Linked DNA regions of Mus musculus: region 1 is linked to region 2. Evidence: chromatin loops called from intact Hi-C (ENCODE). Cell type or tissue: gastrocnemius. All regions are shown on one strand. Links, peaks and the distances in the headings refer to the core of each region. The heading gives the core; the rest is flanking DNA.

The links. Hi-C counts contacts between places; a loop is a spot of excess contacts. Peaks named below come from ENCODE experiments on the same cell type or tissue, not always from the same donor. Only the 100,000 strongest peaks of a DNase experiment are listed, where the experiment ranks them.
Region 1: it touches region 2 in a loop (2.1-fold over the local background); 3 of 42 quality-filtered maps call a loop at or near these places.

Annotation. Positions count from the first base shown.
Region 1 is chr12:104,468,479-104,476,807 of GRCm38, forward strand. It overlaps Gsc (goosecoid homeobox), which reads right to left and starts at 4,758. Exons shown (of 3, transcript NM_010351.1): 1 at 4,283-4,758; 2 at 3,515-3,774; 3 at 2,731-3,168. The coding sequence starts at 4,637. The coding sequence ends at 3,013. It overlaps Gm10000 (a long non-coding RNA gene), which reads left to right and starts at 5,052. Exons shown (of 6, transcript XR_381874.2): 1 at 5,052-6,104. In gastrocnemius, for the core only: no CTCF peak of the experiment used is centred there; DNase peaks (open chromatin) are centred at 3,640, 4,595, 4,777, 5,134 and 2 more places; H3K4me3 peaks cover 3,492 bases; H3K27ac peaks cover 733 bases.
Region 2 is chr12:104,696,342-104,704,670 of GRCm38, forward strand. It overlaps Dicer1 (dicer 1, ribonuclease type III), which reads right to left. Exons shown (of 27, transcript NM_148948.2): 20 at 7,725-7,900; 21 at 6,061-6,841; 22 at 4,024-4,179; 23 at 1-803. Among named protein-coding and RNA genes, the nearest start is that of Gm31573, 38 kb to the left of the region's middle. In gastrocnemius, for the core only: a CTCF peak has its summit at 3,510 (motif pointing left); DNase peaks (open chromatin) are centred at 3,503, 5,982 and 6,269; H3K4me3 peaks cover 930 bases; H3K27ac peaks cover 2,719 bases.

The DNA.
Region 1 (8,329 bases), core at 297-8,296, 230 kb before region 2:
ATCAGGATCCAAAAGAACAAGGTAGGTTCCTTAAGCCATCTTGATTTATCCAAACTCAAGGACCAGGAGCTTTGCCGACCATAGCCCCCATGACATGATAGCTGTTGACTTTAGCTCTGTGCTTCCATTTGACTGGCTTTGAAATGGTCGGGATGCAGGGGTGTGAGACGAAAGGCCCTCAAACTAGTCACTGGACCCACACCTTACCCACATACATGCACTACTTTCCAACACTGTGATTCAAAGTTCCACTAAAGCAGGCCCCAGTGCTCGCACGCGCGCTCTCTCTCTCTCTCTCTCTCTCTCTCTCTCTCTCTCTCTCTCTCTCCCTCCCTCTCTCTCTGTCTGCCCTGTGACCCCATCTGGTCCTTCCTGACACTGACAGCCAGCTACAACAGAGGTTTGAGCCCTACAGCTGCCTGGGGCATGCAGAAGGGAGGGCAGACTATAATTAGGCCAACCTCCCTGACTTTTCCCTCTTTACTCCAGACGTTTATCATACTTATTTCCTGTGAGCTGGGCCAGTGCTACAGCACTTCACAGGGAACTCCAGGCCTGGAAACTGGGAAGGGGGCGGGGCGGGGTCTCTCACCACCTCGGATCTGCCCTAAGCCAAGCAAGGGATAGCTGACTCCAGGTTCTTCATTCACATACCTCCAATGTCCTAGCAACTTCTCACCAGGTGTTCTTGAGAGGAGAGAACCCCTTGATTTTCCCTCCCAGTATCTCTAGCCAGATATCTCTTCCCAGACCAGAAAAAAAAATGAAAATTCTGTTTAAAAAGACTCCCTTGCATAGCGAGCTGGAGGGCAGGTCAGATGCAAGGGGACATGGAGGTGTGTTATAAATGAGAGAGCAGCTCGAGAGCAGATCTCTGGAAAGAATGTTACACAGATGCCCCCTCAGGCTCCTCACTATCCAACAGCACCCCCAACTGTTACCAAGTGGGGTGCCCAGCAGCCCATGCTCTCTCACCCTGGAAGTCTGGCATCTAAAGAGAGGTATATTAAAAAGACACATCTAGAATTGTCCAGCTTCTTAGAATGCTTTTCACAGAAACTGTGATGTTCGGAACTCATTCCAGTTACGGCCAAGATTCACTTGAGTAAAACCACCGTGCCCTTGACTTCTTATGTGCTGCGTGATGTAAAAATATTTAACCTTTCAGAAAGGTCTTCCCTTAAAAAATGCTGACAGTCTGCCCCATCATAGAGTTCTCGGAGGATGAAGGAACAAGGGGAGCAAGTTCTGAAATATTAGTCCCATGCTATTATTATTATTATTATTATTATTATTATTATCATTATTTAGCCACATAATGTATTTTGTTATGCCAGATGCCACTCTGAATTAGCACCCAGAAACATTCACAGCCCGGGAAAGCAGACCCCATATGCCTGTGCCTACTCTACAGCTCTGGAGGCCAGCATCAGAGACAGCTCAAACTGTAGGGGAGGATAGGATGAAGGACAGAGCTCTTCTTCTGTAGGCAGAGCTGTCCTCTGAGCCCTTTCTGTTTTGCATAAAGCATTTAAGTAAGGATGTTTATTTTAAAAGCAGGACCTGGAGCTGGTAGTGGCCTGGGATCCCAGCAGAGGAGGTAAAGGCAGGGAGTTCTGGAGTCCAAGGCCAGCCTGAGATCCCAGATTAAAGAAAAAGAGCTATATTAGGTATTATTACATATGTTATGTCAGTCCTGGGCTTAGTCACATTGGCCTGATAATCCTACAAACTGTGAGGGGGAAAAAAAAGCATTCCCTATAAATCAACCTGGTTTCTCCCTGCACTGTTTCTAGCCACAGTGTCCATCCCTGAGTAGGTCTTGCTCCAAATATTCAATGGAACAAGGGAGAGCAAGCACCCCCCCCCCATTCTATAGCTAAGGAGTGAGCCCCAGGCTTTGGCTTCCTCCTAGATAAACACACTTAAGGTAAAACTAATTAAAAATTTAACATATTAAAGCCATTTCGTCACAGATGGCAGCCAGAGAGACCTCGGCTGCTCCAGAGAGAAAAGTAAATTTGCCACCAGCAGTAGATAGATAGGGAGTGCTCCTTCCTTCAGGGGTGCTCCTTCCTTCAGCGGTGGATGGTATCTGGTGTTGGGGGCAGATAGCCCTCACTGGAAGAGTCTACCATCTCCAAGGGACTCACTCCTCTGGTCGGTAGTTCTACAATGCTCTTAGAACAAGAGACCCACTAGGCCCTTTCCAACCTTTAACAAGCTAGCTGGAAAACTGAGAGGACCACATTAGTGGGCAGAAAAGTAAGTCCCCGCACACAGTTCTCAGTGGAGCTCCCTTAGGGTGTAAGCACCAGATCTGTGTCCTGGAAACAAACGCTCTAGGCTCAAAGGGAGCAAGAGACAGCTCCCCGCGGAGGTGGCAGCCAGAAAGAAAGCACCAACAACCAGGAGAGCTACTCTTTTTGGAACAGAAATTCAATTCTGGGTGGCCTTGAGTCTAGGGTGATTTCGAAAGCAGAGGTCCCCGAGTGGGTGGCTGAGAAGGGGCTCTGAGGAAGCTTCAAGGAACTAAGGAATGATAGAAAAGGTGAAGCTTTCAAAAGCCCGGCCTGCACTCCCCACCCCTTCCCGAAGACCCAGGATACCCAGCGCAACCCAGTCCTACCTCCCAACCCCTACTCTGCTGCTTTTAATTGCCTTCTGCATCGCAACTAAACAGATTTCTTTCCTAGGCCTCAACTGATGGCACGAGGGTAGGAAATACAACATGGCTGGTCTACATTGCCATCACTTTATTGTATTGTCACCGTTAACTTAACTATAAATACTACGGTGGGGGACGAGGCTCACGCAGGCAGCCCGGGACAGTGGGGCTGCGGTCCCCACGCGCCTGTCCCCAGCAGTCCTGGGCCTGTACATTATTTACAGCTAGCTCCTCGTTGCTTTCTCGACCCCCTCCCGCAAGGCAGGGTGTGTGCAAGTAGCATCGACTGTCTGTGCAAGTCCTTGCGTCAGGCAAGCGCCCCGGCCGGCCCGCGGCCGCGGCCGTCAGCTGTCCGAGTCCAAATCGCTTTTACCTTCCTCTTCCCTCTTCTCCGGCGAGGCTTTTGAGGACGTCTTGTTCCACTTCTCGGCGTTTTCTGACTCCTCCGAGGAGGATCGCTTCTGTCGTCTCCACTTGGCTCGGCGGTTCTTAAACCAGACCTGTTGCGCAACCAAACAGTGGTGACCTAAAGGCTGCTGCCCACCGACACCAGGGCACCGGGTGGCCCCGCGTGGCCAGGGGACAGCCTGACCGTGGAACCTTAGCCTGGCAGGGAGAAATCCGCAGGCAATCGCTGTGCTCAAGACCAACAAAAGGAGAAGCACCCTCCACGCTTCCTCTTTTCCTTCTTGGGCCTAAAGTACCCTCGGGCAGCCTCCAGGCCACAGCCTCTGGGATGCTCTTAGAGTGGCCACATCCCAAAGGAGGACCCGGCAAAAGCCGCGTGCAGGGAAGGACCGCTAGACGCCCCCACCCCAGCCCACCCCCGCTGGGGCTCTTGCCTACCTCCACCTTCTCCTCCCGAAGGTGCACCTTCCTGGCCAGCTGCTCCCGAGTGCCCACGTCTGGGTACTTCGTCTCCTGGAAGAGGTTCTCCAGGGCTTCGAGCTGCTCATCGGTGAAGATGGTGCGGTGCCGCCGCTTCCGCCGACAGTGCAGCTGGTTGAGCAGCTGCAGCTCAGTGCGCGACAGCGTGCCCACGTTCATGTAGGGCAGCATCTGGTGCGGCACCGGAGACACCAGTACAGAACCGGGGCCCTCGTAGCCTGCGACAGAGAGAGGGACGGGAGTCAGTCATCCTCCCTCGGCACCGTAAGCCAACCCGCTCGCTGCCCTCGCTCACTTAAAAATAAAAAAAGTCTGCAAGGGGCGCTATGTCTTTGGGGGGCACCGAGACCAGGGATGCCCAGACGTGGAAGGAGCGTCTGCCTGCACACATCCAAAAGCCAGTTCAGGCACTTTAGAATCTCCCCGCGTCCTCACTTCATTCCCGCGCGCGCGTGGAGTCGCCCCGAGACTCCCGGTGACTCGGCTTTTTAAACTCTAACCTAAAGTTTACAGTAGACGTATGCAAAGTCCCCGTACCCGGTGACCCAAAAATATATTAATTAATTAAAAGTAAAAGATAAATAAATAAATGGGAGAACGGGGAAGGCTTGCAAAGGGAGAAAGTTGGTGCCAGGTGAGTAAAGCAAGCAAACCGCGCGTCCATGCCCCGGCAGCCACCGACTGCCGCAGTGGCGAAGGCCGGCTCGCGAGCGATCGCGACCCTACCTGGGGGCGTCGGGACGCAGGAGCACTGCTGGGCGCCCAGCGGCGGCACAGCCCCGCAGCAAGCCGGGCCCACGGGCGCCGCCTGCACGTGCAGCTGCCCGTAGAAGTAGCTGTTGTAGCCCAGGCGGGAGCTGCCGACCGCGGCCGGGAGGCCCGCGCCTCCGGGGGCCACAGGGCGCGGGTAGAAGGCGCCGTAGTCCGAGGAGGTGCCGCCGCCGGCGCCGTAGAGCGAGTCCCCGTGTAGAGCCGGGAAGACCACCGGAGCCGCGGCGCTGGGCGCCACCGGGAGCACCGCGTCTTTGCAGCGCGGCCGGGCGGCCAGGATGTTGTCGATGCTGAACATGCTGGCGGGCATCCCCGAGCCCCGCGTCGGGACCGGGGGGCGGCGGGGACGCGCCGAAGAAGAAGAAGTCTCCAAGTGGTGTTGTTTGGGGTGGGGGTTGGGAATTGTCCCACTCTCTGCTCCCGCGGGCGAGCAAACCGAAAGAGAGCGCGGGCGAGCGCGCAACTCGCGCCCCTCCCCGCCCCCTGCGTCCGAACTCCCTCCTCCCGCCCTCTCCTCCCCTCGCCGCCGCCTAGCTGAACTCAACCCGCGGGTAGGACGCAGCTCCGACCGGCTCAACCTCTTGTTGGTTTTATACTGAGTCGACGTCATCCTGGATTTAGTTCCTGGTAATATGCAGATGACAAACAGAACCAGATTTGGTCCTTTTCTTTTCCTTTGGGTGGTGTGGAATGGGGAGGTGGGGGTGGGCGGGGGGCGCTTGCAGGGGAGGGGGAGAGATGCCAAGAGGAGGGGGGCCACAGGGCCTGAAAAAGATTGTGGATTGAGAATTAATGAAATTAACCTAATCTTTTCCATTCGGCAGCCCCGGCGCGGCCCCGGCCTTGCTGGGCGGGCGGCCTAATTGCCCAGGTTAATCTTATTAATACTATTGTCCTGCCGCCGTTAACAACTCCGCCGCCGACCTCTCCGCCCCGACCCTTTTCTCTCTATTATGGGGTGCGATTTCCTATGGTTGTAGCTCAAATTCATTGTGGCTAATTTTACTTTAGGACTACTTTTTACTCTCTTTCGGAATCTGTTTGCTTTTAAGAAATGAGGGTGGCTGTGTCCTCCCTCAACTAAGACTGAAAGTGCCCCCCCCCCGCAGCCAACCCCCTACCCCGTGAACTCACTGCCTAATTTCACTTCTCCACCCCCCCCTCCGTCTCTTTCCCAAAATCTTTTGTTTTTGCGAAAGCCAAATTTTCTCAGAGCAAAAACCATGAAAGTAGAAACGCGTCCGCCTTCGTACAAGTTGTCTTTTTTCTTCTTCTTCTTCTTAAAGCGGTCACTCTGGGTCTGAAAACTACCCTGACTCTCCCTAGCTCCTAACACACCAGTGAAGAGCAAATTCAGCCAGTCTTTAAAATTCACCACCCAGAGGAGCGCTCTGAAGCGATGCTTCCAGAGGCTTCCCGCGTGGGTGCCGATAGGTTCTGTGTATTTTTGATTATTAGTCTGGGAGAAGGGGTGCCTTCCCCCCCCCCAAAAAAAATTTTTTTGGCTTTAATTCTCGTGGGATCTACCGGGACTGCCTGTCTCCTTTCTCAACATATTGAGTGGCGTCCCTCTCTCAATCAGCGAGCTCTCCGAAAGGCCTCTAGCTGTCCTTCCAGGCCCGCGCTGGCCTCCGGGGGACCCCAGCGGCCTGGACAAAAGTCGGGCCACTGCGGGCGGCCGTGATGATTTGCGGGATTCTCCGTGAGGCACGGCCGAACCGCGGGAGGCGCAGCCAGCCTAGATCTGCGCGCTGGCGGCTGGGCGACCTGCGGGAAGGTAGGCGACCCTCTGGGCAGAACGAAAACAGAGGCCCAAAGTCGTGCGTCCCGGTGCCAGCCCGGGAATTGCACCGCCATCGCGCAGGCCACTCTCCAGCTACTCCAGGAGAGACCTGGGTAGAGGACTTCCATACCATTTGTGGAGATTCCTCTCTCACTGATAAGTCTGAGATAACTTCAACGCTGTCTAAAGCCGTACAATAAATGCTAAGTCCTCCCTGGCACTGGAGGAGATCCTGGGACCTCTCCTTATTGCTCTTCCTGGGTTAGAGAATCATTGCGGTAAGTTTGGTCCCGCCTGGGCGCAGAACTAGGCAGTGCGTGGGAGCAGCCACCCGGAACTTAGGAAAGCGTGTACCTCCGTGCCCTCCAGCCCACCCACGCATGGCCTAGGACACTTGATTTGCTTACGTTGCAAATTGGGGGTGGTGGTAAGGATTGGATAGAGACCGGCTTCAGTTGGGGAGGTGACAGTTTCTTGTTTTTGTTTTAAGAGAAACAAAGTCTTCTCGGGAACGCTTCAGAAAGGCCAAGCCCACCTAGAGAAGTGACCTTTTTCCATTACAATGACTTTACTGTCACCAGGTTCCAGGACACACCTGCTGCCCTCCAACATTTTCCCACGTTCGGTTCTAAAGGGAGATAAATTGATTGACAAGAACTGGAGGCTGCAGTGACTTCGCTGTGTTCGTTTGTGTTGGTGGTTGTGAGTGGATAAGGCGCATGCAGGGGCAGGTCTCTTATATGACCTTTACAGGGGTACAGGCAGAAACAGGAGAGCCTGGGGTAGATTCCTGAACCCCTGAAACTTCTGAAAGGGGACTCAGATCCAGACCCGACAGGTACTCAGCCTCAGATTTGAAAGAGCAGTGGAATTTTGAAAAGAATAAAACAAACCCACGCCCACCCATTCATGTCTCTTTCAGCTTGGTACTTAGTGATCAGTTTTAACAAGTCCGGGATTTCGCTGCAGGGCTCGATTTCCCGAAGCCCTGTAGCTATATCAGTGACCCTAGAAGGAAGAGGCTGTTCACCTGTAGTCAAGGGTGCCAGGGTTCAAGACCTAACATTGCCACCTGGCAAACTACCCCTCCTTTGGAGGCCTCAGGATTTTAAATAATCTAACCAAATCCGAGATTAATTGAATCCCTTAAAACCTTAGTATTTAATGAGTTTTTTTCTTTTCTTTTCACTGGGACAAAGGAGTGTGTTGGCCCCACCCCTGCCCAAAGGCAAAAGCAGGGTCTCTTCAGCTGGGTTCAAGATAAAGAAAAATCACTTGGCTCTTTTCCTTGAAAACAAGACTTTCCCAGAAAGAAGCTCCCGGACCCAAGCCTCACAACTACATGGGTTTAACCGCTACACTCCGGGAGAGCTCACCCGTGGCGTGGCTGAGCCTTCCTGGTACAATTGTCCCCTCAGCCCAAGGTTGTTCTACTTTGTCGGCTGGGAGGCGGACTCCGTGAAGGAAGTCAGGGGCCCAGCTCCCTCGCTGTGCTTTCTCTGAGGAAACCCTACAAGTGTCCCCAACGCACTAGGAACAATCCAGAATGGCCGGGCGCAATTGAAATAACAAATGCGAGGCACGCAAATTGTCCCCCTCCAGTTGCTAAGCGATTGTTTGTCGCCCCGCATGCCCAGCTCAGCATGGGAGAACCAGCGAGTCCGGAGGCAGCCAGCGAGGCTTCGGTGAGAAATAAGTAAACACGCAGTTGATTTTCTCTATTATCACACAAACACGATTTCACACAAAGCAATCACCACGCAGAAGTCTATGAAAATGTGTTTGTTGGGGGACTCACTTGTCCCAGTAATAGCCCTCATTTTTAAGCTATTAAAGACCAGATCAGTGGATTCCACGTGCATAAGGTATATCTGCTGTTTGGGGTCTTTTGAAGACTCTGGTACCATCATCATCTCCGAATTGATTCGGAGTGTTGAATTCAATTGCTTTTCTAATTTAAAACCTAGAGCCCAAGTTTGGAGTGCTCATCTGGCTATCTTTCAGAGGGCTGTCTCCCCATTATCCTTATATCCCAGCCTCATCGCTTTTCTCTTCCCTTGGGGATGGGGGTGGGGTGGGGGCGGGGGACGGGTCAGAGGCCCCAACTCCTCAGGGTTTATTTCTTAAACACTCAATTTCTGGCCTGTACATGGAGCAATTTCTAATTAGACATTTTAGGTAGGGTTTTTAGGTACGTGGTTTAGGTAGGAGTTTTTTGA
Region 2 (8,329 bases), core at 220-8,219:
CTATAGTTAATTTTCTTCTCAAAAGTTTCAAACCCAGATATCAGGTGGTTGAGGGTTTTCTCTGCGTCTGGATGGTCAAACATGCACCTCGGTGGGATCTTCAGGCAGCCGTACTCCAAGTCTTTCCCTGCAGAGGAGCGTGGGCCAACTGGAGAGGCACAGCTCCCTGAAAGGCTCTTTTGTTGGCTGCTTCCGTTCTCCTGAGCAGGGTCCAAGGCCTTCTCCCGGCTGGTCCTTTTGATTACTGGGAGCACCTTCAGCCCCAGCGAACAGAGGAAGAGCTGAGCAGCCCTCTCGCCGCAGCTGGTTAAGTAGCAGCCCAGCAGGGCCTCCACACAGTCCGCTATGCTCTTGTCAGCAATGCACTGCTCCGTGTGCAAGTCGTAAGAAATGGACTGCTTCCCTGTGTCGACGCCACAGTTCTCTTCTGATGGATTCCAGAAACCTACCACAAAGTCATCCTCTTCAACGGCTTTGCTAGGATCCAGATAGCACATCGCATCCCAAGAGCTGTAATCAAAATCCTCAAGGCCCGAGGCAAACGGCATACTGCCCAAGGAGGCCTTCTTGGGCATCTTCCATTCGTATGCAGAGTCGGAGGCTGAGAAGGGCGACAGAGAGATTTTCCTCACGAAGGCGCCCGAGCCCATGAGCATGCTGTCTATAAACTGGATATGCTCCTGGTCATACTCCAGGAAGTCGTCCTCATCCTCGGCCTCCTCCTTGGGGGCCCTCCACGTCAGGTCCTCCTCCTCCTCACAGGCCTCACCCAGTTTGCCATTAGCCAGCAAGCAGTCTTTTGTCTGAAACGGGGACGGGGAAGGAGGAGAGACAGAGCTGCTGTTTTTAAAAGGGTTTGAAACTCAATAAAAGCAAGGGTTATGGATAATTTCAAATGACAACCACAAATACTGAAAGGCAACTTTTAAAAATCATGGCCATTTGTTTTCAATTAACATAAAATAAGTTATTTAATCATATAAACAAAGTCAAACATGCTCTTTGAATGCTCATTTTCTAAGTTATAAAATGACCTTTATCCAGTATAAATCTGTAAGTGAAGAATTCTGAACAAGGATGAAGTTAAATTGATATCCACCATGCAGATGTCAAGTGAGCGGCCAGACTGCAAGGATAGCCGAGCCCTGCGGTGCCGAGCGGAATCTTCCATTGGCTATCAGCATTTGAATGTGGTTGCTTGACTTTCAAAACCAACAAAATGAAATTCCAGATGTAGAAAGAGCACTATCTTTACAATTAATAACATAATATAAAAGCAGACAAAATTATTTTTAAAACCCTTTATCACTAAAAACTATAGGAGGGCATTATAACAGTTTCTCTCTCTACTTCCACTTCAAATCAAAAAACATTTGCTCCAATGTAAAACTAAACTGCTTTGCTTAAAAACTAAAAACTAAACAAGCCCATTGAAAGAGGATATGAATTTGGGAAATTATTCTTTCGCCCTCTGTTCAGAGCTGTGGTACTCAGGCCAACAGGTCATAGCAGGCTGACAAAACAGAAGAAAAATTAGACTAAAATGGAACAAAACAATCCCATTTCTGTCAAAATCTTTGCTAAATCCAATTTCTTTGACAAAAGCTGTTTGTGAGTGACAACTTTAATAATGGGCTATGATTCAGCAGTGACCTCATCTTCTGCAATGCTAAGATACCACCCAATCTCTGCAATGCCATAAAGTCACACACAGCGCCACCACCCTACTTGAGGGCAAATGCAGGACTGTAAACTTCAACTTTGAATGGAACAACTTTCCAGGGAATTGTGACAAAACGCTTTCAAACTATTTTCCATGTGACTTTAAAACAAGCATACATCTCAGTTTAAACCAGACTCACAAAAGATAGAAACTCTGTATTTGCCTGAAAGAAAAATAGCTTTGAGTCTAGCCATGTAACCACATGCAATCACTAAAAAAATAAACCAAAAAAAAATATTTTTTTTTGAAAAATAAAAAACACTAAACATCAACAGGGGCCCAAGGGATGGCTCAGAGATTAAGAATACTGGCTGCTCTTGGCAGGCGATCTGGGTTCAGTTCCCAGCACCAACATGGCAGTTTATAACCAACTCTAATGAGGGTTGCAGGTGATCCAACTCCCTCTTCTGGCCTCTACAGGCACCAGTATCTACAAGGTGAATAGACACCTTGTACAGACCAAGTACCCAGCTATCAGCAAACCTCAAGAAACTATCCCATTTTTCCAAGATAACATGAAAGACTTTAACTAATGTCTGTTTCTGTTTGTTTTGTTTGAGACAGGATCTAACTGTGTAGCCTTGGGTGGCCTGGAACTCACTATGTAAAACCAGGTTGGCCTTGAACTCTGAGACCCACCTACCTCTGTATCCCAAGTGATGGGAAAAGCATGTGCCACCACATCAGCTTTATTATTTAGGTCTTAAGACAAGATGGGCCAACTTGACATTATTTAGCCTGAGGTTGTAAACTGCAGAGTTCCTGCATAAATCATGCCCTGTAACATGGTGCTGTCACCCAGTGATCCTGCGCTGTCTTCTACATCCCTGGCACTGTGCAGACTCTTCATTTTCACAAGGAGTTATACTTCAAAGATGCTCTCCAAAACACAAAAGGCATTTGAAAAGTGTGTGTGTGTGTGTGTGTGTGTGTGTGTGTGTGTGTGTATCTCTTGATAGTACAGTCTACTGTTCTCACTCTCTCTCCTAGGAGGCATTCAGAGACTGAGCTGTGACCCAGGGGCAGAAGGAACTGGAAGGACCTTGCGTCCATAACCACTCCGACTCTGGGACTCCCTAGTGATTATGTGTACGGCACCAGATGAAAGTCTGAGAGTGTGTGCTAGGAACGAAGGACTGAGTCAGCAGAAAAGGACAGAAAACACAAGTCCACGCTGTAACATGTAACGCAGGAATGCCCTGGCATGTCACTGCTACCTAAAGGATCAAATATTAGACAGAAGAGGAGGCCTGCTGGCCTGTTTTTAGTAAAAATGAAGTACTTTTTCTAAGGTTCAAATTCTTCACTTTTCTAAGTGTGTGTGAGTGTGTGCATCATGTATTCGAGAGTGTGTGTATGTGTGTGTGTTATAAATTAATAGCAAATGCCATCCTCAGACTTAATTTGCATTAAAATGCTCTTAATGTTTTCCAGCTAAGTTGCATTTCTGTGATAAGTCAAATCCTACGTGAGTTATAAATAAACTCAGCAAGCAGGCCTACATCAGAGCAGGCCTCAGAGACCCACCACCTACAGACACTTAGGACTCATTGAGACAGAAATGTCAGAAACAAGGCATGGGAAGATACTAGTCACAAACCTGTAACAGAAACGGCATTATCATTAAAGCCTGAAGTAAAAATGAAATAATGCGAGCCCATTTGTCATCAATACAAAATAAATCTGGCAAGCGAGACGCCTGAACAGATGAGAACTTCAAAGAAGTACAAGACAACTGACCCCCAGCCACAAGCTGGGAGTCCAGGCCTCCGGGCTGCCCCCTGGTGGCTTGAGGACAAGACAAAGGAAGCTGTAGCTACTAAAGAGAATTCTCCAGTCTGTGGCCCGGTTTAAAGTCTTTATAGTAGTACACTGCAACCTTCCCATACAGCGGCGGCGAGCTGTCGTCAGGTTGGCAAGAGGAAATAGTTCCAAGCTAGCACTGCCCAAGCTAGTCTGTGCTGAACTGAATTCTTCCAGACACAGCCTGGAGATCACAGGTCACTGCAGAGTCACTCCAGCAAATGGCTAAGGCTACACTGTAACATGAGAGGGAAGGAATCTGAGAGGGCTCTGATTTTATTTCTAAGTGGAAACATAACAGAAGTTTATGCCTCTGGAATGGGGAGGGGAGGTAAGAGAAATCACACTGCACCAAAACCAACACTATTTCTGAAGTCACAGACGGCCTGCCAACACATGAAATATCTACTACATGGCAAACGTACAGCAGAAAGAAAACAACAAAAAACAACATTCTTCAGTCAACACAAACAAAAAGCTCCATGCTGAGAGCTTACCATTTCATCCTTTTCCCACTTCTCTGAGTTACTTTTGTCTTGGTTTACCACATAACCAGGAGGAAGCCAATTCACAGGAGGATCGAATATCGACACCACCATGCGGCTGGGCAGTCCCTTCTTCTTGCCAAGGCGATACAGGTTACAGTTGCTGACCTTCGGCAGAAAAGAGTCACAAACACTTACCCATACATGGCCATGGCTGGGAGATACAGTGTGCCAATACATTTTTGCCAGTGTTTTTGTATTGCACGATGGTCAGCAGTTATAAGGACTACACAGTTAAAATAACAACTCTAGATTTCCAAGTACTAGACAGCCTTCCACGTCAAATATTTGATCCAAAATGGAATCCACAAAAACCTAATGTATATAAACTCCTCTCCTCATAAATAAGTCAAAGAAAGAGTTCAATTTCAAAGTTTTAAATCACAGACTGACAATATGAAATTCAAGATGACAAGTGAGGCTGGGAGCAGTTGTCAAGACCATGGAACTCAAGATGTCATGATATTCTCAGTGAGAAAAGGGATGAATATGTTGTAAGGTGAGAACCATCACCATACAAAACAATTGTTATCTCTTGAGTCTAAGCATCAATAATGTGACACCAACCCTCTCACTCTCAAATATTGCTCTTTGTGTGGTGGATAGCATTCAGCACTGGAGTAAAAGGTGCTAAAGAACAGCTGCTGCGCAGGACACCACCTAGGTGGCTTTACTATCCTCCTTCCAGTCCTTTTGCCTTTCCTAATGGCTCTACCATGACCCTAATTTACTTAAAACCTGACATTTCTGTCTAGTTCTCACTTGGAGACTAGCAGCTATCACCATTAATCTCATTCCCTGTTTCTAAAACCTTACTGGAATACTTCAGGAGCCCTTTCCATGTAACTCAGATGCTACTTAGCCAGCATCTGGTACCCACAATCAGCACTGGCCACAGTCTGGTAGAAAGCGTGCAAAGAGACAGAGAAACGGTCCTTGCAATGTAGCAGGCTGTGTTTGAAACTACCACGAGTCAACACACCTCTCAGCTGTCTACCATGGAACCAATATACATAAATGTTGGTTTCCTTTTCCATGACATGTGAGAGCATCCCAAGAGGAAGACAGCAATAGGAGGAAAATATTCTAAGTCAAGAGAAAAGCTCAGTGGAACAGAAAGGCTACAACTAAGGACTTGTTGTGAGGCACAATTCCAGCAGCAGTTGGCAATGAGGACAATCCCAGGGAGGGCTAGCTTGAGCAAAGACACAGGGAAGGTTAGCTTGAAGCAAAGACACAGGCTGTCCAGAGAGCATGGAGCTTGTGTTAAGACTGGCAAGCTGGAGTTCAGGCAGGGTCTGTCTGGAAGAAGATGCTGAACCCACCTGATACCAGGCAGAGGAAACAATAAATATTTCTGCAGGAAATGAAGTGAAAAGGGTCTGAACAGACGAATGGATGAAATTTTGAGATGTTAAAGTAGTATCTTTCCTGCTTAATAGGGTCTGGTATTCTTATTTCACATGTCTCCACTGACTGATCTTCGTCTAGTAAGCAGCCCTGACAGCCTCCTCAATGTCTTCCTCCTAACCTTGCTGCCGCCACTACCCACCATGTCCACGATGTCACAGTTGTCGTGGCCTGTCTTAAGAACACTGGGAAGGCAGCCAGCAGGTGAGGCCTCTAGTCTCAGACATACTCCCCTAAATACCTGGGACTAGTGAACGACCTGGGACTAGTGAACAACCCGGTACAAGCTAATCCCACTGTCTGGGCATCAGTTTTTTCATCTGCAAAATGGTTCCTCATTTGCACAAAGGTTTATTTTAAACTGCACTTTTCCCAGTAAGAGAAGGTCAGCCCGAAGCCTGGCTGTACCACTGGTGCCCTCACGTCACTACTGGGCAATGCCTCCATGGGCTTCACTGGCCCTAATGAACTCGAATGAGTAGCAGCTGCACCGACTCACGGAGAATTCCCCATGGGTAACTTGGCCTGTTTTCAGGCACACTGAAGAAGCAACAGCCCAGAACGAGAATCGTGCCTTACCTTTTTGCTTCTCATATATGAAAGGCGGCCTTCATGAGCATCAGGGTACGTGCAAAACAGATATGTGGTGATAGCATGCTTTAAAAAGGAGTCGCCAAGCATCTCAAGCCGCTCCAGGTTAAACCCATCACTGGCATTTGACAGTGTCAAAGCCTGGAGAATCAGTCCCGGATTGGGGCCAAGAGTCCTTGAGGAGTACCCAACAGAAGGGCTCTGCTCAGAGTCCATCCTGTCCTTGAGTGCTTTAACAGCATTCATCATGGCAGGCATCGTGGACACCGCGGGGCTTCCATCTGAGGTAGATGTGTTAGCGTTCCCATCAAGGTACGTATTACTCAGTAGAGGACATTCATTGCTGGGCTTGGGCTGGTTCTCATAATTGTACAAATTCTGAATGGGATATGAGGTAGTTGGTTGTACAGGTATTTCCTGCTTGAAGTAATTCAGCTGATTTCCTTGGCAAAAGTCTCTGTTAACTAAATCATAACTGCCATTGGCAAGGTTTTTATTGTAAGAAAGACCATTAATTGCTGTAAGATCCGTTGAAACCTCACTTTGGAGCTTAGCAGGTGACTCAGCGGGCAACCTTTTGCAGTTCACAGACATTTGGTCATGGTTTTCTAAGGAGGGTCTAGTAGCACCTTGATGTGCAGCATGTTCAGGGACTACAGTTGTGCTGTGCTTACAGTAATTATCACTCTCAGCCAACGAGGAGTTACAGCTTGAGATGAAAGACTTGCTATCAATAGATTTTTTCCACCCGAAGTCTAAGTTAGGGTATCTGCAAAGACATTTTTATAACTTTCTTTCAACCCTCCAAAGGGTAAGCTCAGAAAAGCAACACTTTGAGTTAAAAGCAAACAAAGCAAGCAACTCTAAAAGTCATCCTAAGAAGAAAACGCACTTCCAAGCTTACCTGGCCCTGCCTGGGACTCTGCACACAGTCGGTTCTAATGCAGAACAGCTTACTGCTTTGACTTCTGTTTATGGTGGCAAAGCAGAGCTGACTGAGAGGACCCAACGTGGAGGTCCTGCAGTGGCTACTGGCTTAGTGGGCTCACCTCCTGAACCAAGTGAGCAGCTTCTTGCAACTTACAAACTTTCTCTGTGCCTCAATTTCTGCTCTTGGAGATGAGATCAATACATCCTATGTCAGCATAGAGCACAGAGCATGTTGTTTAAGCCTGTGTTGCAGACTGTATCAAGTACTCAGGTAGGATAACTGGGACTATTGCTCACATTACTATGTTAAGATGCTTTCAACCTCTACAACTATCTATATGACCAAACTTAATTACGACAAAGATTTCTTTGGTATACAGACGTTCACTAACAGGAAAAAAAAGTGACCAGAATAAGAAGGAGCGGAGGCTGCTGCTGCTAACATGAGGTTAGTTTTGAGAAGAACTATATCCATTCTCACCCCTATTCCAGCATCACTGCTACAGGAGCAATGATCCGGTCTCAGGGGGCTTGCTGCTCTCTAACTTGACAAGATCTCAATGGTCTAGTCTGCTACTTCAGGGATAAACAGTACAGTTTCTTTTCATGTGTTAAATGGGCACATGGTCCTTGTCATCTTTTAGAAACTATAGGAAAAATACAACTTTAACTTAATTCCATTTTGTTGCAAATCAAATTTCTGGCCAGCAACACAGGCATACCTAAAATCCACGGGAAGTGATCTGACACCCACACCAGCATCGCTGGCTGTCTGAGCTCTTAGTTCCTCTGCAGTCAGAAGGCAGTGAAGGCGATACAGTATGCTGGGGAGACAAACCGCTTTTCTCCACAGTGATGCTGGGATTGGATGTATAGCACAGAGTTCCGGAACCAGGATCTTTGAGTAAGAAAAGCACAGGCTGGTAAGTATAAAGCAAAGCAAATCATAATATAAAGACCAACTTCACTAAGGGACCATGGTGAAAATCGTAAGTGCTAGCAACACTTAACTTCTAAAACTAATCCTTTATACCTAAATGGGATTTATGAAGGTGATTCCCAATGCACCAGTGGCCAGGAAAACCCAAGTTTTACCAACAAGGATGTTCAAAGTAAACTCAATACCCATGGCGACCTTCCTAAACTCACAGGTCATTGCTATACTGATAATGTTGAAACTTCAAATTAGGTCATGCTTGAGCAGGCTGTACATATTGAAAAACGGGGACATGAATTTGAAAAAGAGTAAGGAGGGCTACACGGCAGTGCTTGCAGGGAAGAAAGAAGAGAAAAATGATGTCATCATATTATAATAACCTCAAAACTT